Regions from separate parts of the Mus musculus genome. Here all the other regions are linked to region 2. The links are chromatin loops, found by intact Hi-C in ENCODE. Cell type or tissue: left cerebral cortex. All regions are shown on one strand. Each heading gives the region's core, and the rest is flanking DNA. Links, peaks and the distances in the headings are about the cores only. Region 1 overlaps Hecw2 (HECT, C2 and WW domain containing E3 ubiquitin protein ligase 2). Region 2 overlaps Hecw2 (HECT, C2 and WW domain containing E3 ubiquitin protein ligase 2). Region 3 overlaps Hecw2 (HECT, C2 and WW domain containing E3 ubiquitin protein ligase 2).

What was found. Peaks named below come from ENCODE experiments on the same cell type or tissue, not always from the same donor. Only the 100,000 strongest peaks of a DNase experiment are listed, where the experiment ranks them.
Region 1: it touches region 2 in a loop (4-fold over the local background); 4 of 42 quality-filtered maps call a loop at or near these places.
Region 3: it touches region 2 in a loop (2.4-fold over the local background); 3 of 42 quality-filtered maps call a loop at or near these places.

Annotation. Positions count from the first base shown.
Region 1 is chr1:54,053,212-54,064,118 of GRCm38, reverse strand. All of the region lies in intron 1 of Hecw2 (HECT, C2 and WW domain containing E3 ubiquitin protein ligase 2), which reads left to right. Among named protein-coding and RNA genes, the nearest start is that of Hecw2, 140 kb to the left of the region's middle. In left cerebral cortex, for the core only: no CTCF peak of the experiment used is centred there; DNase peaks (open chromatin) are centred at 2,884 and 4,138; H3K27ac peaks cover 1,559 bases.
Region 2 is chr1:54,112,513-54,123,419 of GRCm38, reverse strand. All of the region lies in intron 1 of Hecw2 (HECT, C2 and WW domain containing E3 ubiquitin protein ligase 2), which reads left to right. Among named protein-coding and RNA genes, the nearest start is that of Hecw2, 77 kb to the left of the region's middle. In left cerebral cortex, for the core only: no CTCF peak of the experiment used is centred there; DNase peaks (open chromatin) are centred at 3,303, 3,561 and 4,680; H3K27ac peaks cover 1,645 bases.
Region 3 is chr1:54,165,836-54,176,742 of GRCm38, reverse strand. All of the region lies in intron 1 of Hecw2 (HECT, C2 and WW domain containing E3 ubiquitin protein ligase 2), which reads left to right. Among named protein-coding and RNA genes, the nearest start is that of Hecw2, 24 kb to the left of the region's middle. In left cerebral cortex, for the core only: no CTCF peak of the experiment used is centred there; no DNase peak of the experiment used is centred there; H3K27ac peaks cover 610 bases.

The DNA of each region.
Region 1 (10,907 bases), core at 2,128-7,127, 60 kb after region 2:
GAAGGTACCATGCATTCTACCAGAGGAGAAAAGTAATTGTCAGTCAGTTTTAAACCCCATGAGCTACAAAAAATTTTCCCTAAATGGCATGTAAATACCAAGTATGTTAATTCACAATCTGTCTGTTATGTATAGGGCAGAGGATGTAGGTAAGTAGTATGTATTCATGACAGCTTTTATTTGGTATCTAGTATAAATGAAAGAAAGGGAGAGAGAGAGAGAGAAAGAGAGAGAGAGAGAGAGAGAGAGAGAGAGAGAGAGAGAGATATTGAGAGAGATTATGCCATAGCTGAAATCTAGAACTTAATTCCTAATTTTTTTCTTTTTTTTCTGTTTTTCAGATAGGACCTTATACTATAGCACAGGCTACACTAGAACTTCAGGCAATCCTCCTGCTTCTGTCTTTTGAGTGCTAGGATTAAAGGTATATGGGTATCTACCATATATGTTTTCCAATATACTCCTTTAAAGCCCATTGCTCTCTTCTTTGGAGTCCATTGATATATGACATAAAAAATTATTTATTTATTATGCCTGTATGGTTACTTTTGAGCTATAATACTAATTCCAGTGTGATTACAATAATTTACAAATTACTTGTATTAGTCAGGATAGGATTCTCTACAGGAGCAAAACTGATAGAATGAATATAGATAATATGGATTTAGTTCTATATAGATATGTGTATCTATATCAGTAGATATAGATACAGAATTTATTAGACTGGCTTACAGCTGCTACGGTCCAGCTAGTCCAAAAATGACTATCTTCCAATGGAAGATAAGAATCTAGTAGTTGCTTAGTTAGTCCTTGAGGCTAGATGTCTCAGCTGGTCTTTGGTACATACCTGAATAAAGAAATAGGCTCTAATGCCAATGAAGAAATGGACTTGCCAGTGAGAGTGAGAGCAAGCTACCTTCTTCTGTGTTCTTTATATAGGCTGCCAGCAGAAGGTGTGGTCCAGATTAGTGGTTGATCTTCCTATCTCAAAAGATCTGAACTAAAAGGGTCTTTATACTTCAAATGATTTTATTAAGAAAAAGATTCTTCATGGTTATACCCAGTTAGTTAGTACCAGATGCAGTCAAGTTGACAACCAAGAATAGCCATCACATTACCCAGATAAAATTCAGGTTGAAATGAATCCTAAACCATCACTTTGTAAAACCCTAACAAGCTTTCAGAGACAACTCGGGAATGAAGAGTGTGTATGTCTCAGAACGAGGCTTGCAGCTAGTGGCCAGGTAACATGCCAGCACACTTGGCACAAGTGTGAATCACAGTCTAGTAGGTCTGCAAAATAAGGGGTTTGGGGTCATCGGAGATTGTAAGTGTAAGAGCTGGAAAACAACGAGTTGAGCAATATTTAGGATAATGGTTGTAAAGTACATCACACCTCTTTTCACATAGTTCCTGTGACCCTGTTCTGTCCCTGTGTCCATTTTCAGCTTACCAGACTCTGCTGCCTGGTTTGTTGTTGTTGCTTCATCTTCTCAATCAGGGAGGACAATTTACACTTTCTTCAGTTGATGTGATCCATAACCACCAATAGCCATTTGCTTTAAATCCTTTTTCCTCTCTGAACTCTTTCCTGTGATTTGGATTCTTGCTGTCCACTGCTCTCATCAATGTGCCTCTCAATACATTTCCTGTATCTTCTCCCTCCGAGTACCTGGCGGCAGAGCATCTTGGATGATTATGTTTTTAGAGTGAAAATCCTTTCTTGATAGCATATTTTGAGCTGCCAGGTTAGGCTTTATGAAGGCTGGGGAAAGATGGCTCCTAAGCAGGTACGAGCTAGCCCCAGGAGAGCACTTCACAACTCATTTACAGATGTAGTTAACATGGTCTCCTGCATTATCAATATCAGAGAATAGGGAGGGTCACTTGAAATTGATCAGCTGGTATATTTGGGGCATATAGTTGTGGGGAAGAGAAGCACTAGCCATTTAGCCTACTTTTGTGGTTTCTGAAATGTGTTTTTACAAGATACTATGTTAGTAAGCCAATTTAGAGGTTATGGGATTAGGTTTGAACAAAGATTGGTAGTTATATATTTGGACAGCCCATGAAAGCAAATTTGTTGAAGGAGTGTACATAGTAGATGTTCAGTAAGTATTGGCTACATAATTGATCTAAGGAAAGAGCCAGAGAAAGAAGAAGCAAACACCCCATTATATCCATTGGGAAGGAACAAGGTTGAATAAAATAAAAACTTGCAAACTTTCTTTTTTAGTCATGTCTTTTTGAGTCGATAGTCAACCAGAATGAGCAACAGGTTGTCTGGGACTGCTGGGCAGCCTGTTTGAGTTTAATACAGACACAGGGCTTTGTGAAGAAAGCTAATTAATGTTATCATAACAATGTAAACAACAAAAGAGATTCCCTAAAGAAAGATTAGGCTCAAAGACAGAAATAATAGTTTCTCCACCTGAAATACAACCCAAAATTATTGATGGGGACATGGTCTATCTTGTCTTGGGACTGAACCATCTTTGTCTTGGGCACATGCTTATTATTATTTTTAACAATTCATCTTATTTTGTAGAACTAAAAAGACATTCAGTTCAGTTTTATTTTAACTGTTTGAACTTTAGTTCCTAATTAAGGCCAACGACTGCTTCGTAGATTGTTCTAGATCAACGTTAAGCAATGGTTGCTGCCTTTAATAAACACTGCTGAATTTGGAAGGCAATTACATTAGCCAAAATCTTATTTTTATAACTTGAGATTCTAAAAAGCAATTCAAAATCAACCCCTTAGCATTTCCCAAAATATTCCAATCCATCTGTTTTTTAAAAAAATTATTGCCAGATTCTTTAATGTGTTAGTAAGAAATAAAACCTGCCTACTCTTACATCTGCGCTTGGGGTGTTCTTTTTCTATTGAGAAGTCCATCAAGCCACCTTCTCTGGAGCATTTGAGGATATAGGCAAATCCATTGCAACCCCTACTCCAGTAAGTGCTTTACAAAGATGTTGCCAAGTCCTATTTGAGGGTCATAATGTTCTTTCCTAAACTGTGCATGGGGAAATTGTCAAGGTACTAATCCTGGGTCCTTACAGGTCTCAGCATTGCCAGTGAGGTTAATTAGAGAGTTATGTTTTTGCCTCTTGTTTTTAATCACTGGACATTATATCTCAAGATTTCCTTTTGCTGTTTCTCTTTCTTGACTGGTTGTTTTGCAATAGGAAGATGACTGAATGTCAAAGCTTAGTCACCCAAATCCTGTCATTTGATATTCCTGCTTAGGGTTTGGTAGACTCTTCATGGTTATTAGTAAACTAGAAGAAAACATTGTGCATAGATTAGCATCTAACTCCTAACATTACTATGGGGCTTGGCCCTCCATGGGAGTTCAGAGGTAAAGACAGTAAAGGCCTCCACAATGACAGTTATAGCAAGGCAATGGCAGCTGGTGACAGAATGGCAGCCATTTTCCTTCTGTTTCATGTTGAAAGGTCCAGAATGAAATTGGAATCAGTTTAGATGCTAATGGGCTCTGAAGTGGGAAGCAATTGAAATGCACCCTCTTCAAAAATATTAGAAAATGGGTTTGGAAAACTTAGACATGGGTTTAAAGGTTAAAAAGTAAAGGGCACGGCTTCATGGGAAGCAGGGAGAGAGGAGGAAGGGGGAAGAAAGAGGAGGTGTGGGAGGAGGAAGAGGCGGATGGGGAGGAGGGGGAAGAGGAAGGGAAGTGGCACAGAAACTTCAGTTCCTTTGTGTGAAATTTCTGCACCACACAACTTTTCTTTCCTGGCTCCAAGAGAAGCCCCAGTGATGAATGTTGCCCTCTGCATTGGCTGCCTCTTTGGATTTTCAGAGGAGGGGGAAACCACACCACATATCCATTCCCACTCAAAGTACTGCTGGGTGAGGAAGACCTCATGGCAGAACTCATAGAACAAAGAGACGAGGGAGTTGAGTTAATTATCTCAGGAATAGTTTCACTTTATGGTATAAAATAGAATATTATATAAGCGGGTTTAAAACAGTGATGAAAAATAGCACTCTCCACAATTACTACCATTTTAGTCAGAATGCAAACTGATGCCAGGCTACATTAGTATTTTGAAAAAGCCCTGCCTCATAGTTCTGAACTTTTATTTTTATTAAATTTTCTCTTTGCAGTTGCAGTTTTTATTTTCCTTTATGGCAGGGAGAGAGTTGGTAGTGGGTGGTGTTCAGCCTGACTTGCATGACAAATCTACTTTGGATCTTTTTCAAACTTTTCCCAAACATTCCAGGCACTAAGTGCCCCCTCCCATCCGCCTCCCTTTCCTTCTCTTCCCTTCCCCTCTCTTCCCCTCTCTCTCTTTTCCCTCCTTCCCTCCTGCTCCCACCTCTCTCTCACACACACAAAGTAACAGAGAGACAGAGATACATATAAATACAGGAATAAAACCTAAAAACCAAATACAAACTCCTCAGCCAACTACAGTGACGATTCTGATTGGTAGTACAATGCATGTAGTAATAATTACTTCTGCTTTTCCTCTCTCTCTAATCTCATGAGAAGAGGTGAAATGCCCTCTCTTTCCCCACGGGACTCATAGTAAGATCACAAGTGACTATTAAGGGAGATATCACTGGGATACTGCATGCCCCATGATTAACTGCAGCCAACACTCTAGGTCCATTTTCTATGGGCTATGTGACCTGGGAAAAAGTCACCCACTCGTCCATCACTGAGAACATTTGAGCACATGTGGATTTGGCTAGACTGTCTGGAGGTCCTTCATCCTAAAGTTCTGTGTAAAAGCAAAAGGATAGTACACCATCGTGACTTGACATGGTCAAAGTTTTATAGCATCAGGGTGGAGGCAGATATATCAAGCATCTCTCTGAGGCACATCAGCAAAGTGACATTCAGAACTTTATAGTATAATTTCATTCTCTATCTACGTGGTGGCCACTATGAGTGCTGATTGTTTGTTTTTTAATATTTCTAACTTTTTAGGCTTAATTCAGTTTTTTTTTTCTTCTTCTTTGCTTAGAGCTTGGTCCAGGGATGTGATTTCTAGAAATCAATCTCTATGGATCAGTAAACCTATTACTGGAGAATCTCCTGGCTCCTCCAACTACATACCCACATGCTTAGCAGGTGTGTTAGTACACTAAAGAACAGAAGAAGCCAGGCTGTTTAAATGCCCAGCATCTTTGTTCAGAGCATCGCCACTGTTCTGTGGACTGGTTTTCTTGTTACACCTTAGCTGGTACATTTCCTTTATTTGACATTCTGGATCATCTATAGACAAGGGGATCTAGTGCTTCTTAGCCCTGCTCTTTCTTATAAAGAGGGCATGCCCCATGAGAGGAGTAAACAGGAACAGTGGCTGCTAATATTTGGGGATACTTTTACACATGCTGGAGTATGGTTTCTTCCATTTGCAGACCGCAGTGGTCCCTGGGTAGCCTGTCATCATCAACCAGACCTCTGACTACAGAGGCCCCCAGGGAGTAGTTCTCAGTCTGAGGGTCTCGACCACTCTGAGGTGTTGCATATTAAGATATCCTGTGTATCAGATATTTACATTACAATTCATAACCGCAGCAAAATTACAGATGTGAAGTAGCAATGAAAATAATTTTATGTTTGGGGTCACCACAACATGAGGAACTGTATTAAGGGGTCGCAGCCTTAGGAAGGTTGAGAACCAACTACTCTAGAGGCTTTCCCCACCTTTCTGTGTAAGATGGATGGTCAGTCATGACTGCCAGTGTGCCATTTGCAATGTGTTTTTGGAAGACTGTGTGCCCAAGACAAAGACAAATCGGTGGTATGGTTATGTGGTTGTTTCCTCATTGGGAGAAGGTAGGCTGATGATAGGAGGTGACTATGTAAACGCACAGCATAGGGTCTGGCTCACTTTAGCAGGCTAGTAAAAGACAGTTTTATTTTGATTTATAATTTTCCCCACAGATGTACAGCCTTCTTTCATGTATTTTGTTAGGATTTATAAAAGATCCACGAGATTTGATTTAGCATAGAGTTTTAATACAGTGTACTTTCTGTTGTTCAATATAAAACAATATTTAAATATTTTATGGCTGTAGTACCCAGATTTCGGGAATTAGCAATTGGAGGCCTGATTCATATGTAGAAATTCATCCTCCTTCTCAGGGCTTGCATACAGGCCATGGGCTGTGAAAAATGGGGTCTTCTGAAACATACATTTTTATTTTAGTAATAAAATTGAGGAATATAAAGTACTAGGCCATAATACCAGCTTTTCAGGAGGCTAAGGCAGGAGGAGTTTGGCTGCATTAGTAAAACCATCAATGCTGGATAGTGTGGTGCATATATAGTTGAGTCTGGCATGTGTGAAACTCTGGGGCCAGTCCTCAGTATTGGAGGGTGGGCACCAAGGCTAGCTCTTCATAAACTTAAAGGGTTCAGTGTTTTTGTTGTAAACGGTGGTCTTTTTTTCCATTATTTATATATTTATTGAACAGAAATAATTGTTGGTCATTTGACACCATTCATCAATATCTTTAGTGTTTCTTTTGCCTTGAAAGTTTATTTGTGGAGTAGATTTTTAAAGTGTTAATTCTTGGCATACTGAGTGTTTGAAATTACAATGGTCTTAGCTTGGTGTAGTGGCATATACCTATAATACTAGCACTTGGGAGGCAGAGGCAAGAGATTTCAGGCTCAAGTCCAGCCAAGAAACACATCTATTTTCAGTTTTCAATGAGAGACAGTTTTTGTTGCCATAAAAAGAAATGATGTGGTCTTTATTAAAAGTATACATTAAGTTTGGTTAATAAAGATCATTTCTACATAGAATACTCAGAACTTTCCCCCAAAAGAATGCCCTAATTTAAAAACAGTACAGTTTGAATCTAAAGAAACTTAAGAAAAACATATAGAAAAATTGTCTCTGGTATAATGATTTACAGTTTTATAGTTTGAAACACTCAGTGCTTTTTTCACATTAACTCATGGGGAGATTTATGGTCACTGCTTTAGTCTCTATTATTTTGGAAATTTAGTGCAATTATCAAAAAGATAAACCAGTAAGATAATAGATATCACCTTTATTTGTAAGTGATGATTGACTAATAGATGTGATGAGGCTCAGAACTGAAGATAGTCGTAAGATTAAGCACAGGTGCAGTAATAATCAAAGAAAATACAAACGAGCCACTCCCCCATTATTTTTAACCTTTTGGTGAACACCATCTGGTTTAATGAGAGTACATGTTTGTTGAGAGCTATTGTATGTGGTGCTACATCAACTCACTTAATTCTGATAATAACCATATCAGGCAGGTGCAATGATACCATCCCTGTTTTATGAAATCTGTGAGCAGTCGAGGGAGGCAATGGAGCTGAGTTACAGTAAAACTTGGATTTGAAGCTGGCTATGGAATCCTACTTCCAGAACCACAGTTTGTCCACTAACTTGTCTCTAAACACGGGAAAATACCCAGTACTGTTAAATGGCATTAGGAAGAAAATACCCACTTTTTACATGCCCTGTGCTTTCTTCAATGGCCATGAGTTGGTGATTCCAATTCTTTTTTATTTAAGAAAACTATTTATTTACTTCTAATATCTTTATTTATACTCTGGCAACTCCCTATATATGTACAACATACTTTGATCACCTCTAACATAAATACTCCTCTTCTCTTAGATTCCCCCAAGAACACTGCCGTCCAGTGGCCATCAGCTGCTGATAGCTTCTTGGCTAAGGGTGGAGCAGCCTTCCAGGCTGGAATGTTGATTGCTTTGATCTGGTGCAGGTGACATCATGAGTGCAGTGGGGCATACAATGTCTAGAGACAGCATCATAGCACTTCTCCCCATCCCTGAGCTCTTCCATCCCCTCTGACCATATGAAATGTTCTCTGAGCCTTGTAGAAGGTGTTAGTTGATGCAAATGTCTCATTTAGAACTGAGTACTCAACAGGTACGTACACTTAGCACACTGAACAGTTGTAAGTCTCTGCATTAACTACTTCCCATTGCAAAAAGAAGTTTTTCTAACCAGTGCCGAGAGCAGCATTGATCTATGGGTAAAAATGTAAATATTTAGAAAGCAGATACAACATTCCATTTAGTGAAGCAACATTACATTTCCTTCTAAGGCCTGCAAGCTCCCAAACCTTGGGCTTCTGATGAGGTTTAGAGTACCAGGTACAAATTCTCCCCTTGAATCCCATAGAAAGTGGTTGACTAACCTCGCAGCAGCCATGACACTACTGCACCAGTCGATACCTCTATGTTGGTACTATATCTCACAGGGGCCAGTGTTGGGTAAGTCCACTGATGATTGTTCTTCTCTGTTGACTACCTGTAAGCACTAAAGCTAGCCAGAGGGAGGAAGTTCCCAGTCTGTTCTAGCTTGATTTCTACATAGTCTAAAGCCAAAGTGTGTTTGGGTCTCATTATCTAGCTAAGGTAGGAAGCCAAGAGCAATAATTTGTAGGGAGGTATCACACACACAGCACTGAGATTTTCATTTAATAGTCTTCTTGGGAAAGTGTTATCTATGTATATAAAGTATGTCCCAACCTTTTAAAAGCTCTATTTTAAAATTAAGTTTCACATAGGGCCTTTCCATACATCCTTAGTTTTTATTTGTTAAACTATGACACCCCAACACCACACTACCTCTACTCGACTTTTTTGCCCTCAGCAAATGCCAAAATGAAAGTATGAGGTTGCATTTGTACTAATAACCTAACTGACCGTCTTGAGGGAATTACATTTGCTATACCAATGACTACTTAAAAGGATGTTACAGTGTATTGTTTGTTAATATGAATGTGTGTATTACACTTGTGTAAAAAAAAAAATAGGCTCTAAAGCAGTTCAGCTTTGTAGTGTGATCTCATCTTATCTATACATAAATAGCTATGCATGTATTTCTAGACCAGACTGCTGTAGGTTATCATGTCTGGGAACTGACCTTAAGGATTTTTCATTTCTTTTTCTATTTTTTAACATATTTTTACAGTGTGTATGTGTTATTTTTAAGACTGGCAAAGCATCCTACAAAGGTACTTCTTCTCCCTGTCTCACCACTCACTTTGTGATACATTTAGGTCGTCACGTTTTGATATGGTTTGGCTATGGAATTTGAGAAGAAGCTCCATGCCATGATAGTGTTTTTAAAGTTCAGACTTACAGGACTTATTATTCCCTCCTCAGAAACTAATCCAGAAACTGAGATGTGCTGTCATTGGGCCGGCTTGCTCTGAACTGCAGGTCTCCTCTGTAGTTGGTCTCAGATCCTAATCTAAACATGACTCTGTGTACAAAAATAGAACTAAAGCAGATGATATTATATATGTACCTCAGTCAACAAGTGTCATCCATAATTAGGGGTGTAGTCAATCAGAATGCTTCTCCTGGGCTTTTCTCTGGGCCTGGGTTGAAATGCATGATGTAGACCTCTCATCCCCCTGTGCAGCTCAATATGGATTTGGAGTCTACTGATACCAACATGTTTGGTGAGTTTGTTTTCTATTAGAGATTTGACACATTGACTTAAAAATGGTTTATTTGGCTGTATCCTTTGAAAGTCTCCTTGAGAAGTTAATTATTCATCTGACAGATTTTTAATATCACTCTAGTCTGACAACTTAAATTACTGTGGTGTTTATGATAAGAGTTATTACTGATTTCCTACAGAAACCTCTAAGCCTGGATGATACAGCGCTTTGAATAACAAAGGATTATTATTATTTCTGCATATAAAAGACATCAGTACAAATAAGTCTCCAGTTGCTAATTCCCAAGATCAGGGTGCTATAGTCACAAAATACTGAAATATTGGTTTATATTAAACAACAGAAAGGACACTGTGTATTAAAACTCTATGTTAAGTCAAATATTCTGGTACATCTTTTGCAAATCCCAGTGAACTACATGATCATAGAAACGTGATGTTTGGGCCCCACTCCGTGATCTGTATGATGATCTGTAGATGTGGGTTGGAGGCTAGATGGCAGTAGTATACCATACTGTCTGTTGTCATGTCTAGGTGAAGATACCTTCCATGAATATTTTCTTTGTCCTCAGCCTAATTCCCAGGGGGAAATGTTCCCTATACCTATTTTAAGCTCACTATTTCCTCTAGTTTTCTTCCATGCCCTTCTCTGGCTGAGCACCATATTTTGAAAGTCAACTCTATTCCCATCCTTCTTGGCATGAGAGACAGACCTTAGTTTCTTAGTTTATGGCAGGCTGTCTTAGTCATTGTTTTATTGCAATAAAGACACCATGTTTCCAGCAACTTTTTAAAGGAGAAAACATTTAACTGGGAGCTTGATTACAGTTTCAGAGGCCAGTGACTTACTTCCTCCAACAAGGCAATACCTCCTAATCCTTCTAATCCTATCAAATAGTTCTACTTCTGGTGACTAAGCATTTAAATATATGAGTATATAGGGGCTATTCTTATTCAAGCTATTGTATTCTACTCCCTGGCTTCTAAAGACTTATAGCCACATCACAATGCAAAATGCATTTAGTCTAATTTCAAAAGTCCCCAATCTATTACAGTCTCAATGTGGTTTAAAAGTCTAAAGTTCAAAGTCTCTTCTTAGACTCTTGGTAATTTTTTACTGTAATCCCCTTTAAAAATCAAAATAAATAAACATACTTCCACCATGCAATGGCACAGAATTCTAAAGGGGGCAAAGGAGAGCACAGTGAAGAAAGCAAAGCAAAAGAAGACCAAAAACCAGCCAGGCAAACTTCAAACCCTGCATCTCCATGTCTGATGTCAAAGCAGTCTTCAGATCTCCAACTTCTTTCAGCTGTGTTGACTACAGCACAATTTTTTTTTTTTTAAAGTTGGCTCCACATGCCTTTTGCAACTTCCCTTAACAGGTATCCCACAACTCTGACATTTCCAACATCTTGGGTCTCCAACAAAATCCAGGCT
Region 2 (10,907 bases), core at 1,928-6,927:
AGTGCCAAAGTGTGTGTATTTTCACTGTTGTATCGTCCCCAGGGCACTGGCTTGTCCAGATATCTGGACACCCTGGTGTCTCTCTGTGAGTGAGTCTACCAGATCAGGAGATGTTTTAGTTATTCTTCCTGTTGGGATAATAAAATATCTTGGCAAAATCTACTTAGGGGAGAGCAGAAGTGTTTCTCTGGGTTTATAGCTTTAGAGTTTAGCCCCTCGTGTCAAGGGGGTCCGAGGCAGGCGCTGAGGCAGGCTGTCATGGTGCATTTGTGGCCGAGGAGCAGGGCACTGGGAATGCAGCTGCTCGCCTTCACTTTGCCTCCTTATCCAGTCAAGTTCTGCCCAGGTAGGTAGATCTTCCCACTTCCATTAACCTAATTCTGATTGTTTAATCAGAACTTTCATAAACATGCCTAGAGGCTGGCTCTTTCATGATCCTGGGTCCTGTCAAGTTGACATTATTAGCTGTCATATTTGGTAGGTGAAAGTAACTGAGGAACAATTGGGACTTCTATAAGCTCTGAAACAGTTGGTGTCTGCCAGGTAATAAATGTGTCTTTGGCGGAGTTTAGTCCTTGGCTCCATTTCATTGTGACAGCTACCCAGTTGTAAATCTGTGAGGAATTAACTATATACATGGCTTAGCTGGTACTTGGTAAAGGACCCAGGCTCTGTGATGAACAGATTTTAATGACTTTACTCCTGTTGGATCCATGTAATTTAATTTTAGTCTGTTACCAAGCAACACATCCTGAATTTGGGGAAATACGGCCCCAAGGAGAGCTATAATTGTACAATTCTGGGTAGGTTTCTCTAAATCTAGGATAGATCACTGTTTCTTAAATAATACATGGAGGATCATTTTTTCTTTTTTTAAAATGTAAATTTCCAGTACAAAGGAGGTAGGAAAGTACTGTTACTATGAATTAGTAGAAAAAGAAAGTAAGAGCTCAGACAAAATAAATGCTCAAATCCTTTTTTTGCTAGAGTAAATGCACAGGTTACATTTCAATGTAATTAAGACCAAATGAAAACAAAAAGAAAAATTATGAAAAAGTCACAATTTAAGCTACTCCATGTATGTTCTTTGAGAGGATATGAAGAGACAGTAAGACTTGTTGCTGCATTCATGGTTTTGCTGACCTACACTTACACCCAAAACCATAATTTTTAACAAAATAGCAATCCCCTCTACTATAGCTTTCATGCATACTTTTCATATCAGCGTGTGAGCAGTTGAATTCTCCTGGCAGTCATGTCTTGCTTGTGAGCATAGTGAATGTTGTGCCGATGGTGACACATCTCATAGTGTATGATGTCATAGGGTATGATGTCATAGGGTATGATGTCATAGCGTATGATGTCTCTGTAGTAATGTTTTAGGTCTTGTTTTCCCATGACAGAGGCACTGCTCATGCAGACAGGTACTGGAAGCAGAAGAGATTCTTGAAGCTATTTCAGAAAGTTCTGGAGATTCCTTTTAAACTTTCATTCAAAATGAAGCTGTTATTCCTCAGAGTTCATCTTCCATCTATTCTTAGCCAATTTCAAAATTTGTATTTCTTTTGAAAAAGTCATTTCTTGATTTTACATATATATGTGTATATATACACACACACACACACACACACACACACACACACACACACACACATACATATGTATGTACTAAAATCCTATTTGCTTATGCTTAGTTTGAGGCTATCAGTTAAGCATCGTATGGTGTGGCTCATACCACATGTGCTCTTCTCCATTGTTAGTCTGTGACCTGTGCAGTGATCAAAAAACATAGGTAATAAGCTAGGATTGTCGGAGCAAATGAAAGGCATCTGGCTCCTTGCCCCCACTTTCCGGAGCAGTAGCAAGACTCTGGTCTGCAGGTCGCCTTGAGTTGACCTAATGTGGGTCATCATGACTCACTCTCTCCCTCTGCTCTGGACTGTTATTCTCTTTTCTGGGTCTGTCCAAATCCCTCACAGTTATACTGGGCCTCGCCAGACTTGAGGCTTCTCATTGTTTGCTTCTTTCTGCAGTTACATGTTTAGCTATATACTGCTTTGCATTGTGTTCATTGTATTCTAATTGTGGGAGTATTTTCTCACTAGTAGGAACCAAGGAGAATTGGGAGGTGGAATGTGCTGAGCATGCAATAAATAGTTTCTGACTTCTCTGTAGATCACTAGAAAATATTTGTCATTGCCACTATGACTGTGGTAAATCTGTGGTTCAAGACAGCAAAACTTATATACAAAATATAGGAGATTAGGAAACAGACCATCATTAGGACTAGAGAGACAGCTCAGTAGTTGGAAGCCCTTGATGCTCTCACACAGGACCTGGGTTCAATTCCCAGCACCTACATACTGGCTCAGAACCACTTTTTAACTACAGCTCCTGGGGATCGGCTCACTTCTTCTGACCCCCTTGGGCATCAGGAATTCATGTGGGTCATTTCTTTGAAGTCAATCATGCCTAAGGTATACAGATTTTTTTCCTCAGGAGAGAATAAAGTGCAATAGTGGAGTGGATTGTGCTGTGGTTTTCTTGGTTTGAAATCTCTTGTTAGGGGTACACTGGAAAAATCAAACCAGGTTATAGGCTTAGTTGTGAAGAGTCATCCTTTGTATCTTGCTAACTAATATGAAATACTAAAGGAGGAATGCGAAGGAGTATGGATCAAGCTTGCTCTATGCTTCCTCCAGTCCTAAAAACCTGGAGTATTCCATGTGAAAGGAGAAACGTCCAAATGTTTTACTTCTTTTAGATTTTTCAAGTCATTTTTAGTTATGTGTATGTTGCATGTCTGTTAGAGGTATGTGCACGTGCATGCAGGTACCCACAGGGGCCCGTGGAGTCAGCTCATGCTGGGGTTGGAGGTCTAGGTGGTTGTGAGCTGTCTGATTGGGTGCTAGGAACCAAGCTCTTCTGAAAGAGCAGCCTGTGCTCTTAACTGCTAAGTCTCTTCTACAACTGATTGACAGACAAACAAGGAAAACCCCGAATGTTTAGCTCTACAGGATGCCATTCCTATGTGTTGTTCTTCCATCATGCAGTTTTCCAGGTTTCACAGTGCCCACTTCTCACACAGGGCTGGCAAACAGTTTCATTAGTTGTTTTCATAAACTTTGTGATTAAAATATTTTGCGAGTGTATTTTATTCCCGTTGGGAGGGACAGTATTGAAAAGAGAATCCCTCAGGTTGCCTCTCTCGGGGTGTCATAACCCTTGTTGCCATGGTCGCGGAAGCTGAAGCTGACGCTTGTTCTGAGTGGTGCGTTTTCCCTTACCTTTCCTCAACTCCTCCTCCCCCAGTTCTCTTCTGACTCTCTAGAAACTTCTTTGTATTATCAGCCTTGCCTGCCTGCCTGCCTGTCTCTAATAGCCCTGCCTTGGACCACACAGTTTTCTAATGTGATACTAACATTGCAATAATCCAGTTATTGCCTTTGGGATCTCCCTTGTTCTGAAATACTCTTTCAGTTCTGTTTGTCTCTTCAGTCATGCCTAGCATGCAGGTATGCGCTTACTTGTTTAAGGCACCACGTGAGCCAGAATATGGCCCAGCTCTGCTTTGTTCCCAGAATGTGAGTGTGGTATCTGGGAGGCTCTGGTGTTTGCTGTGTGAATGGCATGAGCAGTGCAGGGGCTTAAGGGTGGAGTGTGGATTAATTTGCATCTCTGCCTGGCAACACATTGCTCAATCTTCATTCACAGTCATTTCTATTTTAATGATTCCAGAAACATAGATGAAAATACTGATTAATGTTTTCTTAAGTTTATTTATTATCTCTGTAATGCTTGTGGTTTTATGTTTAGTAATTTAGCATTCCAAGAATAATTTATTTACTGTGCACCATCATCATCATCATCGATTAAACACAAAGTCTAATTTCTATAGGCTTCCAAGAGAGGGAGGGAGGAGCCCTTAAAGTCATCCCTGCTAAACACTTGTGGGTAGGACTCGGAGAGGAAAACTACCAGGGCTAAATTAGTTTCATATTCCTAATTAAAACCAGTGCTGCACAATAATTAAGATTGTTTGTCCAGAAGCTCTTTTGGGTTTTTGATCATATAATACAAAAATAATAGTTGTTTAAAAAGTTTACTTATAATAATACTCATATTTGTGGAAAATAGATATAAAAACAAAAATGCTTTTTATTATTTTTGAGGGGTGGAAAGTATCTTTTTATTATGAAGTATAACAATTAATGCCATATATTAAAGGAAAAAAAAACCCCACAGTCTCATTGAAACCATTATTTATTTTCATGCATTTGAGCCAGAGGCTTATTTAAGCATTCCCTGATTTATTTTTGTCTTGAATTTGTTAGAAATATGCATTACAGGGTAGTAATTGTGGTTATTTTGAATGTTCAAGGTGGAATATTCAGAAGAAAAAATCCTGTAGGAATTAATGGAGTTCTCTTCAGGAATAAGGAAGGTAATAAGGGGGGTGGGAGGAGAGTGCCCACCCTTTATTTTGAAGGCTTCAGGGCCAGAGCAGCAGGCAGAGATACAAGACCAGAAGGCTGGGGGCATTCTGGCAGGATTTGTGCATCCTTACAAGTCTCCGTGGGAGGCTGGGATGAAGGAATTAAATCTGCCAAAGGACCAAAATACTGTTCTTTCTTATTATACCCCCACCTCCTCGTCCTACACAGAACTCTCTGCGAACACTGGAGCTTTTTATAGTCCAAGAACTTTGAAAGTCAGCCTTCCCAGCCCATGAGTTCCAGGGAGAATCCAGCAGCTTGCTTTTGCCAGCTCTGAAATCGTGATCTTGAAGAAAATGTTTAGTGGCTCATATTTTAGCTGAGGCCCAGGGTGGAAATACTCAGTTTGCTTGTCTTGAGTGTGCCTAGACATGCATGGACACGCACGAGCAGCCCCCGTTGATGATGGTTCTTTTCTCTCAGGTGCTGATGTGGTGAAGGGGTAGAAAGGCAGTTGGTAAAAGTAGGTCAAGAGAGTGAACTGGAAAAATGTAAAGTCCTACTGTGTATGCCTCTTTCCATGGTTCAGAAAGCCGCATTCTTTCAGAGCCCTTGCAGGGGGGTAAAAATACCTGCATAAACCGGCCCAGTTATTTACCCCATACATAAACTGTAGAAATAGCAAAAGCAAACACTACAACACAGTCGCCTATCACAGAGTTTCCTATGACAGTTTTAAAAAACAAAGCAGGCTTCCAGGGCTTATTGTTACCAAAAAGGCATGATTGCATCATAGGAGAAGATTGTCTGTACAAACTCTTCAGTGGACTGTTTTAAACCATCTGATGATGGGCCAAGAAACAGTGAGTTGACTTTCCCTACTAAGATAAAGGTCTTTCTCCTGTGGGAGGAACACTCCTCAGGGCCTTCTTTTCTAATTGTGAGTTTTTTGCTTAGGTGTAATGTTAACATGCAATTTGCAATTGGTTGTTTGGAATAAAATATACTCACTTGGCTCCTGTCGGCCGGCATAACAGTATCATTAATAGTGTCAGGGGCTGGTTCTTGCCCATGGGATGGGTTTCAAGTTGGGCCAGTGATTGGTTGGCCATTCCCTTAGAGTCTGCTTCACCTTTGTCCCTGCACATCTTGTAGGCAGACTACATTTTGGGTTGAAGGTTGAATGGTTGGTTGGTGTCCTTATCCCTCCACTGGGGATCCTTCCTGGCCACAGGAGGTGTCTACGTTAGGTTCCATATCTCCCACTACTAGGAATCTCAGCTAGAATCACCCCCCATAGACTCCCTGGAACTTCCCCCATCCCAGGTCTCTACCATTTCCTAGAGATGTCCCCCACACACAACGATTTCTGTGTCATCTGCCTCTTGAACCTGTTCCTCCCACTCTGTTCTCCTCCCCATCTCCTCTCCTACCCAGTTCTCTTCCTCCTTCCACCTCTGAAGATGACTTTATTTCTCTTTCTGAGTGAGATTCAAGCATCCTTCCTTGTGCCCTCCTTGTTACTTGGCTTCTTAGGATCTGTGGATTATAGTGTGGGTATCCAGTACTTTATGGCTAATATCCACTTATCAGTGAGTATGTACCGTGCATGTCCTTTTGGGACCTGGCTACTTCACTCAGGATGATATTTTCTAGGCCCATCTATTTGCCTGCAAATTTCACGATGTCCTTGTTTTAAATGGTTGAGTAAATAAACCACATTTTATTTATCTAGTCTTCAGTTGTTTCCAGTTTCTGGCTATTACAAATAAAGCTGCTATGAACATATTTGAGCACATGTCCTTGTGGTACGGTGGGACATCTTTTGGGTATAAGCCCAGGAGTGGTACAGAATAGTTATTCTTAAGGTAGAATTGTCCTCTGAGAGGCTCCACCTAGCAGTTGATGGAAACAGATGCAGAAACCCACAGTTAAATCTTAGCCGGACCTTGGGGAGTCTTGTGGAAGGGTTGGAGGAAGGATTGAGGGTCCTGAAGAGGATAGGGACTCCACAAGAAGACCAATAGAGTGAGCTAACCTGGATTCTTGGGGTTCCCAGAGACTGAACCACCAACCAAAGAGTGAGCATGGGCTAGACCTAGACCCCCCCCCCACATATGTAGCACATGTGCAGCTTGGTTTTCATATGGGTCCCCCAATACCTGGAGCAGGGAATGGGGCTCTCCCTGACTCTGTTGCCTGCTTGCAGATCCTGTTCCCTTAATTGGACTGCCTTGTTTGTGTCAGTAGTAGAGGATGTGCCTAGTCTTGCAGTGACTTGATGTACCAGGGTCCATTGATATTCAGCACCCACCCCCCTTCTCAATGGAGAAAGGGAAAAGGAGGAAGGAGGAAGGGCTGTGTCTGTTGGGGGAACCAGAAGAAGGGCTGTGATCAGATATAAAGTGAATAAATTAATAAAAAGAAAATTTACAAATAAAAATGCACACTTTCCTACTAGGATCATATGCTAATCCAGAACTCTAGATTTAAAATCAGAAGGTATTGTGTTTTCCAAGTCAGGCATTCTCAATCTTGTTACTGTTGATATGCCTTATGCTTTCTATTGCTGTGATAAAACACACTGGCCAAAAGCAACTTGAGCAGGAAAGAGGTTATTCCATTTATGTATAGAGTACAAATTCTAGAAGCAGTTCCAAAATTCCTTTTATTTCTGGAATAAAGTCTTCTTTGTCATGCTAAATCGTTCTTTGAAATATTTTCTAATATTGTATTTAAAAGTCTTTTGCACCTGGGCTCAACCATTGAGCTTGGCATGTAAAATGTTTCTCAAATAACTCATCCATGTGCCAGCAGCTGATGCTGGCAGAATGTGAGCTACTTTTAGGTGGTATTCAGATAAGTACTTATAAAATTGCATTAGTTAGGTAATTAATTTAATTTGGCAAGTAACATAGATTTTCCAATTACAATAGTGATATAAATTTATCTTTTAGTGCTTGAGGGGTGGTTCCACTGTAAAGACATTAGTTACAAATTTATCTCTTAGTGTGGTCAATTTAAGTAAACATTAAATAATGTTTATAGAAATATAGACAGAGGCACACACACAGAGACACACAACACAGACACACACAGAGAGACACACATAGAGAGGCACACACACACACACACACACACACACACACACACGGACACACATAATCAAGTGTCTGGTCACACACACACACACACACACACACACACACACACACACACGGACACACGGACACGGACACACATAATCAAGTGTCTGGTGATAGTAGCATTCCTTAAGTTGATACCCACATGACTGAGTCATGGAGATCATCTGTCTGTAAAGCAGGTGTATCAAGCAGGGGGGACAAGCCTAGGATGCAGAGCTCTGTGCCTTATCTCGTTATCTTTCCCACAAGATGCTCAGATACTGTGTGCCTCATCAGCATTCAGAATCTTTCCATGTAGTGGTTGTCCATCCTCTGACTTTCCATTCAGGGTTGTGTGGTCTTTCGAGGATTGGTGGAATTCATCTGTAAAACTATTTAAAATTTTTGGAGAATTTCTGGTTTTTAAAGATGCTTTTCTAAATTCTTTCAAATGTATTGGTCTATGCAATATTTTTAACTTTGAGGTTCTTTTTTTATTAAAAAATTAAGTTGTAATGGCATATACACACAAATAATGACTTTAAAGTTATTTTAAGTTTGTTTGTTATTGTTGTTGTTAGTGAGTGTGTGTGTGTCTATTGGGTGACACAGTGCATGTGGAGGTCAGAAGATAACTTCAGAAGTTTTTTTTTTTCTCTTTCTAGGGTGACATCTAAACTCAGATGTGTATGGCAAGTGTAGTCACTTGCTGCACCATCTAGTTGACCCTGAAAGTTCATTTTTAAACTATAAAGTGTGGTTATTGTTATGCTATTACTGTTATTTTGAGTTAGTCATTAAAAGCCTGTTTAAAACACTATGGAGTCATGGCTGACCATTCTTTCTGTAGATTCCTATGACCATCTGGAGGCGCAGCCCACCAGCAGGAAACTCAGGAGTGGGGCTACCGTAACTATAGTTTTCCAGACTCATGTAGAACTGTGGTGTGTTCTGGGCTTTCTGGCTTTATGCTTCTCAGGAACTTGCATACCCTTTGTGAGTTCAGGGTTTAATTTTGTATTTTTTTTTTTGAATAAAAATTGTAGATAGTGGGGCTGGTGAGATGGCTCAGTGGTTTGGGGTGATTATTCTTCATGCAGAAGACCCAAATTTGGTTTCCAGCACCCACAGTGCGTGATTCACAAGCACTTGTGTGATGTGTATGTGAGTGTATGTGGAAGTCAGAGGACAACTTTCAAAAGTCTCTTCTCTCTTTCCAGGGATGTCAAGGGATCTGGCATCCATATACACGTGTAGTCGAAAATAAAATCATTAAAAAAAACTGTGGCTAGTAATAATAATTGGTAAAGTTGAAGAGTAAATGAGGTGAATGTAAAATATAGCAAGCAATTTCAGAAACAAACATTTGTACATATAAAATTAATAACAATAGAGTAGCCGGACATGGTGGCGCACACCTTTAATCCCAGCACTCGGGAGGCAGAGGCAGGCGGATTTCTGAGTTCGAGGACAGCCTGGTCTACAAAGTGAGTTCCAGGACAGCCAGGGCTATACAGAGAAACCCTGTCTTGAAAACAAAACAAAACAAAACAAACAAACAAACAAACAAACAAAACAAAACAAAACAAACCACCACCACCAACAACAAAAAACCAGTAGAGCAAAACTGTGCTGAGTGTGTGTTTTGTGTTTGTGTTGTTTTCCTTCTGAGATTGAGAACTGCACTCGAGTCTTTTTTTTTTTTAATTAGATATTTTCTTTATATACATTTCAAATGCTATCCCGAAATTTCCCTATACTTTCCCCCAACCCTGCTCTCCTACCCACCCACTCCCACTTCATAGCCCTGGTGTTCCCCTGTACTGAGGCATATAAAGTTTGCAATATCAAGGGGCCTCTCTTCTCAGTGATGGCCGACTAGGCTGTCTTCTCCTACATATGCAGCTAGAGACAGGAGCTCTGGGGGTACTGGTCAGGTCATATTGTTGTTCCACCTATAGGGTTGCAGACCCTTGGGTACTTTCCCTTGGGTACTTTCTCTAGCTCCTCCATTGGGGGCCCTGTGTTCCATCCAATAGATGACTGTGAGCATCCACTTATGTATTTGCCAGGCACTGCATAGCCTCACAGGAGACAGTTATATCAGGGTCCTTTCAGCACAATCTTGCTGGCATATGCAATAGTGTCTGGGTTTGGTGGCTGATGGATGTCAAGTCTCTCCCAGTTTTCCTGATCATTTTCTCTAGCAGATTCTTCTGGGCTATGACCTTTGCTACGACAGAAACCCACTACACCTGTTAACAGAATATTGACTTTTCTCTTTCCTAGCTTTTTCAGCTGTTGGCCCTCTGTGTGGAAGAGACGTGAGGATGGACTGGTGAAAGGCCACCTGATAGCAGTGGACAGGAGGTCTTCTCTTCTTCCTGATTATCTTTCTACTCATTGTTTGGCTGATAGTAAAGCATCCAATCTGCCACTGTACTTTCTCGGCCCATTTCTGCTCTCAGAGTTGAGGTAGAAACACCTCCTTTCTGACCTCTTTAGTCTTTTCTGTCCACATAGTGTCACAGGGACTCCATAGAGCCAAAGGAGTGTGTTCACCTAGAACTTGGTCCTGCGTTCTTGAATACATCTAGATGCTTCAGGTACATGATTCTCCTGATACAAACCTCCAGGCCTGCAGATGCTATTTGCTTGAGTGTATTCATAGGATTTTGCCTGAGGCTAGCCTGGGAAGCAGTGTGTTCCTTCTTGGGCCCAAGGGATTTCTAATGGGCAGCTATTTGCAGAAAGTGCAAATGAGCATGATGCACTCCAAAGTTATGAAGAGGGTAGAGCTCAGAGTGGAGAGAGAAGAGCCTGGTATTTTTAGTACCACTACAATCTGGCTAGTGTAATCAGTTCTAACCATATCTTCTAGGTTCAATAAATAAGAATAGGAATATTTACTTGGCTTAATTTATCACCTTCAAATATTTAGACATGGATATTAGGCCTTCAGTTTTGCTCTTGCTCTGAAAATTGCAAATGGTAGAGGTAGGTCTAAAAAGAACATTATCCAGTTCTCATGTTGCCCCATCTGCAGTCCTGAGGAGGATCAAGCCAGGCAAAGAGCATACAGGTGCTCACCCATACAGGTGCTCCATCTGCCAGGATCCTTCACTCCTTAGCACAGTGCCTGACATAATTACTGGATGGATGAAGGGTTGTGGGATCGTGGCTTAGTGGAAGGGAAGATTTGCCCAGGGAAGGGTCCTTGCAGTGCCACTGGCTGCAGTGGTGTGTAACGGGCTGAAGAGGCAGTTGTACTAGGGCGTTCCCAGTGTCTGAGTATTTGTTTGTTTGTTTGTTTTTTGTTTTTTTTGGGCTCATCTGAACTTTGAAT
Region 3 (10,907 bases), core at 2,364-7,363, 53 kb before region 2:
TTAAACAACCATACTGTTTCCCTTCTTCCAGTCTTTAGTAACTTCAGTTCTGTTTTCTTTGTACTGGGTATATATGTGTGTGCCTGTGTAGGCCAGAGGGGCTTTCGCCTTAACATTTGAGACAGGATTTCTTACTGGTTTGGAGCTTACTGACTAGCCACTGAGCCCTGGGGATCTTCCTGTCCCTGTCTCACCAGGACCTCGGATCCTCATGCTTGTGTAACATGTAACTTTCCTGATTGACCTTCCGCACCTCCCCATCCCCCCTACCCCTAGCTTTTGAGACAGAATCTCATGTGTCCCAGGTAGGCCCAGAACTCACTGTCCAGCCATGGACGATCTAGAATTCTTGATTCTCCTACCTCTCCCACCCACGTTGTAGGATTACAGGTGTGTATGTTCTCCTCCCAAATCCATTTTCTGTGTCTATGAGTTTGGTTAACAGAGATAGTTTGTATTAAGTGCACAATATTTGTCACATTGTGATTAGCTTATTTCATTTAGCATAGTCCTTTTTAATGTTTGTCCATGTTGTCCAAACATTGTAGTTCAAGAGGTTGACCCACAGGCTTGTGTGGGGAAGTCTAGTACTCCCCCTCTAAGCTACATTCGTAGCCCTCCCCTCCTGTTTTAAGACTGAATGCTACTCTGCGGTGTGTACAGTGCATTCATCTGTTTTGGGACACAGCTTGCTTCCCACTTTAGTTGCTGTGAATGATGTCTCCATGAGCAGGAATTACACACGTATATTTGAGACTCTGCTTTCAGTAGATTTGAATATATGCTTGACTTGTAGCTTTGTAGGGGAACATCTACAGAAACAAACAACTTGACTGGGTTGTTTTGTTGTTGTTGTTGGTTTTTTTTTTTTTTGTTTTTTTTTTTTTTTTTTTTTAATCAGCTAGTCAATGCTGCTGCTATAGTCTGCTGTGGAAGAATACATCTTTTAGTAGACATGACTAACCACCCTTCTCTGGTTGTTTCCAGACATTAGATATTACCTCACTTGTCCTATTTTTCAGTGAAACTTTATGTGATGAAGCTCACTGGGGTTAGCAAGTGGGTAGATCACAGAGTTAAATGTGATACAACCTCTGATTTCTGCTTAAATCCAACTGCTGTCTTTGTATTATTTTGAGTAAATAAAGAGAATAAAGATAAGTTATTGCAGTTTTTTTTTTTTTTAAATAAGTAGCTAACAGAATTTCCTAGCTTAAATTTCACTGATGAATTGGCAGGTTGTCAGGAACCATGTTGCAGGAGGGGTTGCTGCTGTAGTCCTGGAGGGAGATGTAGGTGTGTGGTCGTGCATCCATTGTGTTTCGACGATGTAAGTATGGCACTTGTATAATGTAGGGAGGTAACATACACTGGTGAGGTACAGTGGGTGAGAGGCTCACACGTACTTTCTGAAGGAAAACCTACCTGCTGCTTCAGATTGTTGCCCTAAGATTTGAGATATGCCCCCTTTCCAAGAAAACCCAGAAATAGCATTTTCTGAAGTCTTATTTTTTTTAAAAAAGGGACACATAATTTGAAAAATTTAAACATTTAGCTGTCTCCCCAAGTATGTTTGTAAGCTGCATTTTAAATTCTGATAGGTTTGATAGCTACAACCTAAAGATCATGATAATCCGAGAAATTGAACTGAGATTTTTATGAGGTAATTTCTCATGTGCCTCCATCTTATTTCCTAGTTAAGAAACCAGGACACTGGGCAGTGTTGGCATACGCCTTTAATCCCAGCACTTGGGAGGCAGAGGCAGGCGGATTTCTGAGTTTGAGGCCAGCCTGGTCTACAGATGAGTTCCAGGACAGCCAGGGCTACACAGAGAAACCCTGCCTCAAAAAGGAAAAAAAAAAAAAAAAAAAAAAAAAAGAAAGAAAAAAAAACCAGGACACTGAACAGCGATGACTTTCTGTGACCTCTCTGCTAAGTTCTTAGCATGTCACAAAACAAGCAGGAGGGCGATCATCCCAGCTCCTCTTGCTGGGAGTTGAACCGAGGGCCTCATGGACGACATTCCATAAGTGCTTGACCCCTGAGCTGACTCCCCCCGCTCTCATTGGCATTTCTTGTGTCATTTCTTTCCATGGGTTACATTTCTGTGGCACTTCCCCACGTACCATACCTTGTAATGTTATCTCCTGTGGACATCACACCTACAAATTATAGGTGGCTTCATCCAGTGAGAGAAAAAGCTGTGCTCCAAAGACGTTCACAGCTGAAGTTCACACAGCTGGCTGTGTGTCTGCAACAACTTCTCCAACAGCTGGAACACTTCTGGGACTAATAATTACATGGAAGCAGCAGGCACCATTGGAGTGGCCTCAGGCAGGCTGGGACATAAATGATATTGGTTCCTTTCTTAAAAACCTTTAGCATCATAGAAAAACAAAACAAAACAAAACAAAACGGCCCAATCAAAAATAGACTCCTTAAGAGGTGGGAGAGGAATGGTTAGGTGAGTAACTTGGAGAAAGCTGCAGAAGGTGTTTGTTTCTGGAGAAGTTGACATTTGTGATGGCTTTTATTTCTGTATTCTTTCTTCCTTTCTTTTTTTCTCTTTTTCCTTCCTTCCTTCCTTCCTCTCTTCCTTCCTCTCTTTCTGTCTCTCTCTCTCTCTCTCTCTCTCTCTCTCTCTCTCTCTCTCTCTTTCTTTCTTTCTTTCTTTCTTTCTCTCTTTCCTTCCCCTCCCTTCCCTTCTCTTTCCCTCTCTTCCTTCTTTTTATTCCATAGTGCTTTGTGAGCTCTTTGCTTTCTCCCATTGACGTTTACTCAGAATTCTAGCCTCTGTTCTAGGGTAGATGAGAGTGAGGGAAATGCACAGTTAGGTTTGCTGGTTGAAAGCAAGGCTCGAGAACTTTCCAACACTATTGTGTTATATAACAAGAGCACAGAAATAACTACCACAGCAAAGAGCATGATCCTGTAGGGATGTGTATCTTATTGATGTCTCCCCCGCCCCATTCTGGAGGGAAACACACATACAACTTGACCTTGAATGAAATTTTAATGGATTCTTTGCTAAATCTAAATCTAATAATAATAATAATAATAAAATAATAACAGAGAACAAACCTAGCAAAATATGCAAAACCTGTGATTAAAACAATTCAGTGCTTCTAAAGGAAACAGGGTTGGAATGCATTTTATCAGTTGCTTTATTTTTAGATATGCATGGCATTAAAGTAAAAAATAGATTTTTCTGGATGCCTGTAACATGTAGGATTAAAACCTTACCATGGCTAGAGATGTAGCTTGGTAGTAAAGTACTGCTTTGTGTAGTGCTGACCAAAATTCTCAAAAGATAATTGTGTTCATGGTTTTAGAGGGTTCACACCATGGCTACTTGATCCCATGTGCTTTAGAAAGGGAGCAGGTGACAGCGAAGTCTTCACCATGTGATGGACAGGAAGTGGCAGCGTGCCCAAAATTACTTTCTTCAGTTAGCCCCTACCTCTACACTTCCAGCCACTCCCCAAAATAGTGCCCTCCTATAATGATGACGTTTTCAACACCAAAGCCCCAGAAGGATTTTTCCTGTTCAAACCTCAGTACCCAGCATATACAAAGCCCTAGGTCTAATCTGTAGTATGGAAAACAAAACAAAACAAAACAAAACAAAACAAAAACCAATTTATTTTCTTCCCAGCTTTAATGACATAAAATATTTTATTTCTCGATCTCCAAAATATGAGGCTTTTAGTATTTTTGTTTGTTTGTTTGTTTGTTTATTTCTCGTTTAGGGAGAAACATCATCCTACCAACACATTAATGCATCCTACGATGGCTACTTTTGTCGCATAAGAACAAGAACATAATTACAGCCAGGATTTGTCTCTGACCTATACCAGTGTGTGATAATTATGATTGAACACTCAAGAGTGACAGGGATTTCTTCCTGAACCTGCCGAATGCTCTTTTAGGAGCACTAGGTTCTGTTGTGCAGTTTACCTTCTAGGTAACAGATGGCAGATATTGCTGGCTATTTCACTGTGACAAACAAGAGTTTGTCTTATGAGCCTTTCTAGTTCGCAGTCTTTGCTGTTTTGTTACTGGGAAACCCACTGCTCAGCTTGTGCCTCGTACTTTACATTCATGTACGTTTACCTTGCTTCTGGTACCCGATCCTATAATTGGGTGAGCTGAGGTACTGTCATGGACAGCATGGTAACTCAATACAGAGGGAAGCTTGCTTTTGTCTCCTCTCTTTCTCTTTAGTGCTTCTGACTTCTTTACAGCTGAGATAGGCAGGTGGCTTAGGGTGCATAGGCCTGGGGAGCACTGTCTGGGGAGCACTACTGAGGTCATCTGTTGCTCTGTGTCCCCTGACTTATGTTCCGGGCATCTGTGTGGTGGAAGCTGCCTGACTTCCACATGTGTTCCAGCCCGAGGGAAGGTTGCACCTGACCCTTCCTCTTGAGCCTTAGTCTGGTAACACCTCTACACAGAAAATTGGCACACTCTAGCTTATTGGGAAGCTGAATCTTTGTAACTAGAGAAGGAGAGATTCGATTTGGACAAGACTATGGTCTTGCAGTCTGCCACTGTTATGTGACAGCTCAGGACCTTAGTTTCTTTACCCCTAAAACATCATAACTTCACCTGCTTCAGAACGGTGTCTTGACGGTGAAGGAAAGGGAAATTGTACATAGCAATTATTTATAGATTTACCAAATAAATAACCTTAGTCAGTGTAGGCTTTTGGTTATGAAGGTATTTTTCTAATAGTAAAGATAACTTATTTTTGTAATCCAGTGAGCTTAATTGGGATTGCTTCCAGGAACAATTTTCTCTTTTTCTCTTTGTCTCTTTCTGCCTCTGTCTTTCTTTCTATCTCTGTCTCTCTGTCTGTGTCTCTCATTTAGAGAACTTGTAACCAATTCTCATTTTACTTCAGGAAAGTTAGACTATTTTAAGCAGTAAAAGACACTGAACTAAATCTGTGGAGGCTGTGGATATTATAAAATGATAACACAGGGTTTTCAAACAGTGTTATTTGTGGGACAACTTTTCAGAGCATTTCTTAGAATTTTTTTAAATGTAGACAAAACACAAGTAGGTTTTGGGGTAAGTAGTCCATTAGAGTAATTTAATTTCATTTGCAAAAATTTCTAGTTAGTTTTTTTTTTTTCTCTTTTAAAATGGGTCATTGCTGGAAGCAATTCCTTTATTTGGCAAGATATTCTTAGCATATGGATTTGCTGCACAACTGAAAATTCTAAAATGCCCATATCAATTTTAAGGTTGTTTCTTGGTGTTTGGCTGATGGATATAAGCTTTAAATTCCTTATCTAACTTAAGTTAAGGAAAACAAAGTTCAACCACACAGAGACGGAGAGAATGTGCTAATATTTTAAACTGCTTGGCTCTTGGTAGGAAAAGTGGTTGTGTTGTGGCTATTTGAGTGACCCATAACATGATGGAATATTTAAATCAATAAATACCAAAATGTTCTTGAATCATATCATTATTTTTCATAAAGAGACAACCTTAGTTTGGATTTTGGTTTCCTTATTATTTTTAGCCTCTCAGCTGTAAAATATGTTTGTTTGTTTTTTTCCTTTTGAGACTAGGTCTGTCGCTGTGGCCTAGGCTGGCCTGAAGTTTGTCATGTAGTTAAAGTTAATATTGAACTCCTGTTTCTGCCTTGACCTGCTGCATGCTGGGATTCCAGACATGTATTGTCATGCCCAGCTCATTGCTGTGTTTAAATCAATGTTGTTAGGGATAAAATGTGACTGGGGCTGATGGATTTTCACGAGTTTCATGAAACTGTATGTTAATATGGTTAACGCAGATCTTGTCTCCTTTGGAATTATGTTTTTTTTTAAAAAAATCAAGATGGGTTTGTGGGATGCTTGTTAAACATGCTGATGGCCTGAGTTCAATTCCCAGAAGCATGTGGAGGCAGAAAAAGAGAACCAACTTCAAAAAATTGTTCTCTGATGTCCATACGCATACATGCCATGGCCTGTGTGTACTGACACGTTTCATACACACACATGCACGCATGCACAATGAAGATGATGATAGACAAACATTATTTTTAAATGGGCAAAATGACCTTTAAGTGGATTTTGTTTGTTAATCCCTTTGTTTATGAGGAGAACATGAGAAAAGGGCCAGTGAGGTGGATCAGTGTGGTGGTTTGAATGAGATGTTTGCCATCATCTTGAGCATTGGAAAACTTGTTTCCCAGGTGGTAACTCTTTGGAGAGGCTTAGAAATTATAGCCTTGCTTGAGGAGTAGTTTACTGAGGGTGGGCCTAAAAGCATCCAAGTTCATCTCTCCTCTTGCTGTTTGACATTCAGAATGTGTGCTCTCAGCTGTTTCTCTTGCCATGTTTGCCTGCTGCTGCTATGCCTCCTCACCGTGATGGTGATAGACACATCTCTTGGGACCTGTGAGCTCTAAATACAGTTTATTCTATAAGTGGCCTTGGTCTTGTTTTTTATCTCAGCAACAGAAACTTAAGACAGTAGCTGGCACCATGGGCTTGGTGGTATTGCTGTGAGGTACCTGACTGTGGAAGTTAGGCCCAGGTTCTCCCTCCCAGTCCCATGCTCACAGAAATAAGACAATGAGTCAAAATATATTTACAAATACTATGGACATATCTAGGCTCTACTTTGACTAGATTATAACTAAAATAAGCCATTATTTTAACCTACATTTTGCCACATGGCTGGTTACCTGTGTTCAGGTACCATGTGTCCGTCCCCTCACATCTTTCTGGCAAATGTCCTGCCTGTCTCTATCCCAGAATTCTTTCTCTTCCCGGATGTCCCACCTCTTTTTCCTGCCTAAGCAATAGGCCATAGGCTTTTTAATTGACAGGCAATGCATCCATATGGTACACAAGATATTCTCTCTACACCTGACCATGTTGTTTTTGGAGGAATTTGTAAGATTTGGGAACTTGGGACTAGAAAATCAGTTGAATTCTGTAAGCCAGGCTTAGTAGGTCATCCTAGGATCCTGAAGGACAGAGCTCAAAGCACAGCCACTGGGCTTGAGCCCACTCCGATGATACTTTGGCAGAGTATCACTGCCTTTGCCAATGTGTTAGACTTACTTGAAGCTAAACTGAAAAGTAATGCAATAGTCTTTTGGGCAGGCATCAAAGTAACATAATATTGAATCTGTAGTGTGGCTATTATTAATGATTCTTATGCAGATCTACAATGAAAAGGAGCAACTGGGGAGAAAAGAAAAATAAAACATAGAGTTTGAAGAGGAAAAGAGCACCAGGAAACTTGGTGTGGCAGCTGAGGCTTGGGCCGTTGCGGCCACCAAGTTTACCATGAAGTCTTACTTTCTTAGAAGGCTGATGCCTGCCGTCACCTCCACCTGGTCTCATTGCAGTTCATCCAAAACAAAAACGAAAAACAAGAACAAACAAACAAAAACCAAAACCAAACCAGGGAAGGACCAGAATAGGGATGGTGAGAAACTTGAAACCCTCAAAGCTCTCTCCTGGTGAAGCATTTCTTCCAGCAGGGCCATGCCTTCTAAACTTCCTGCAACAGCCCTACCAGCTATTGACCAAATGCTCAAGTACCCAAGAATATGGGAGACATCTCATTAAAAGCAGCACATTGAGCAAAAAAAGGGCCCGGTGTCTTAATTAGGGTTTCATTGATGTGAAGAGACACCATGACCAGGCAGGTCTTAAAAGGGAGAACATTTAATTTGGACTGGCTTACAGGTGCAGAGGTTCAGTCCATTATCATCAATGAGGGAAGCATGGCAGCATCCAGACAGATGTGGTGCTAGAGGAGCTAAGAGTTCCGCATCTTGATTCAAAGGCAACCAGGAAGAGACTCTTGATTCCACACTGGGCAGAGCCTGAGCATAGGAGCCCTCAAAGCCCACCTACACAGAGATGAACTCCAACAAGGCCACACCTAGTAACAGTGCCACTCCCTATGGCCAAACATTTAAACACATGAGTCTTTGGGGCTAAATCTATCCAAACCACCACGCTCGGCAACATGAGTTTAATCTCAGGATCCACGTGGTGGAAGAAGAAAACTAATTCCCCCATGTTGTCTTGACCTCCACAGGCATTACACGGTACTGAGTCCTCTCTCTCTCTCTCTCTCTCTCTCTCTCTCTCTCTCTCTCACACACACACACACACACACACACACACACACAGTAAATAAATATGTAACAAAAAGGAAAAGAACATAGGGAAAACATAAGAACATGTGAAGTTAGAATTTTATTTTCTAAATGTAGCATCTCTAAAGCTTCGCTTGTTATATAAGAATCTTGCCTTGGTTTGCTATTTTTTGGACAAAATGTTGAAAGAAAATCTGTGTGCCATCTGCTTTGTCTTCATCAATTTTAGATTAAACCCCCCAATTTAGACCGAATTCTTACCAACCTGTAGCTTTTGGTATCCACCCCTGTCCCCCTGCAACCTCTGGAATAGCTCCTGGCTGGCTTTGTGGGTTAGGTTGAGGTAATCTTGAAACTTGGTAAGACAGGGTTAGGGCGACTACAGCCGCCAGCCTTGTAGTCAAGTTGGAATTGTTTGTGAACCTGTGGGCAGTGACTGCAATGGGCCAAATTGAGCTTGGAACTAGGGAGAAAATTCAAGGCACAGAAACAGAAATTACCACCAGCCTTTTCTTGGAAGGGTCTGGACCAGGCAAAATGTTACCACTTGGTTTTCAGTGTGTGGCACCTGTCACTACTCCACTCACCCAGGTTTCCCCCATGCCCTTTTGTATGTTTAAGTGTATTTTATTATGAGCTGTATAAATGTAGACCACTGAATGCACAGCTTAGAGCTTAACCATAATTACTACCAAGTTTCAAGAAGTTAAAACTAGATACAGGAACTGGTAGGATACAGGAATTGAAAACCACAAATATTGATATCATTAAATTTCTGCATTTAGACAATTAAATTAATCAGTTTAATCAACATAGTTATATTTATATCCTTAAATAACTACATTTGCATATTTTATTATTTTAACTTAAAATGTACATTTGTTTGTTTAAGAATGTGTCTGTCTGTCTGTCCATCTGTCTGTCTGTGGGTACTTGTATAGAGGTCATAAGACAGTCAAGTGAACCGTGTTTTTCCTTTACCCTGTGTGTACTGAGTTCAGGTTGTCAGGATTGAGCACTAGTGCCTCTACCCATCCCCTGAGCTCCCTCAGAACACAAATATTTATAGGAAAACTCAGACTAAGAGGAAATAAGCAAAAAGATAATATGGCTGTTTTAAATGAAGAAATTTCTCTCTTCTCTGAACTTGAAAGACTTCTATGAAAAGTTAGAAAGAAAAAGTTGTAAAAAAAAAAAAAAGTGAGTTCCAGGACAGCCAGGGCTATACAGAGAAACCCTGTCTCGAAAAACCAAACCAAAAAAAAAAAAAAAAAAAAAAGTTGTAGACCAACCAGGCACTAACAGTCCATCACTTAGTTTTCTCTCTATGTAAATATATTTTCTGAATATATAAAGCATGAATTGTAGGTATCTTGGAATGCTACTTCAGCTTTTATATTTTCCAAGGATAAAGACATTTTCCAATCATTCCTAATAGGTACAACTGTTGTACCTTAACCCAATTAACCATACTTTAGTAATATCATCACATATGTATTTTATGTTAAAATTATTCTGTAATACATTTTGTATTCAAGATGTATATAAGGTTATATATCACATTTATTCTCTTTTCTCTTAATGTCTTCTAAAATATTTGTATTTTACTTTTAAACTGATTAATTTTTATTGTGACTATTTATTGTATGAGGTGCTGTGTACCACAGGGCATTTCATATAAGTGTGTATTGTATGCTGGACATATTCCACCCAAACACCTTCTTTCTGGCCCCTCCTCTTTCCCACTGGCCTCCTTTGTTCCCTTAGATAATTTTGCTTTATGATGATCTGTGATAAGAGTTTAGACCAGTTGTAGAATATTCAAGGTTTGTTTACTTTTCCAGATTTTTCACATAAGCTGAGGGATTTTGGCAAGAAGGCAATGGAGTTAAAAAAAAAACACTTGCTGCATACCACCAGGAAGTGACCATGTTGTGTGACTGTGAGGTTGGGTGGAGACCCTGGCTTTCCAGAAGCCAATTTGTCTTTCCGTGGTTTGTAGGAGTCTTCAGAGTGAGCTTGAGGGAGCGTGAGTGTCCTGATCTCTCTGATCTTTCCAAGGTACTTTCAGCATTCACAGGTGATCCCTGCCTACACCACCATACTATGGCTTTCAGAGGATTATTTTCTAGTGCCATAGATGGCATTCTGTAAGAAGTTTTCTCATGCCCTTCCTCCTTTCTTAATATGGATTCATGAAGTTTATAGTTAAATGTGTTAGATTTGAATATCAATACCCTTTCAAGCCAGCTTTCATATATAACTCCTTCATTCTTTGAATACTTCCTTGCTTTCAGAAATAGCTTTTGTGTTTCTGACATAAAGTTCTTATGGTTCTCCAAATAATGAGGGTGATGGAGTCCCAACTGGTCACCTCTTGTCATCAAACAAAGCATCTAGCATGGGGACTAGGTTACATACAATTGAGATGTTGATCAAAGATGTCCCATTGAGATCCCCAAACAACCCCAGCTGTTGCCAACGCAATAGGTTGCTCTCCACACAGTGACAGCAAAGCCCCATGGCTGAAGAAGACACTCACACAACTCACTGAACATGGAGGGTAGAGGTGGTGCTTGCCTACATAAAATCTCTACCCCCATGTTCTAGTGTTACTGGTACAAGAAGGTACTTCTGGAGAAGCATAAACACCAAGCCAGCCAACCCAGCCACTAAACCTTGGACCTACATTCTGTCCTGTCTATAAAATAAGCTAAGGCAACAGTGACACAAAACTTATGGGAGTAACAAACTGTCTTAGTTAGGGTTACT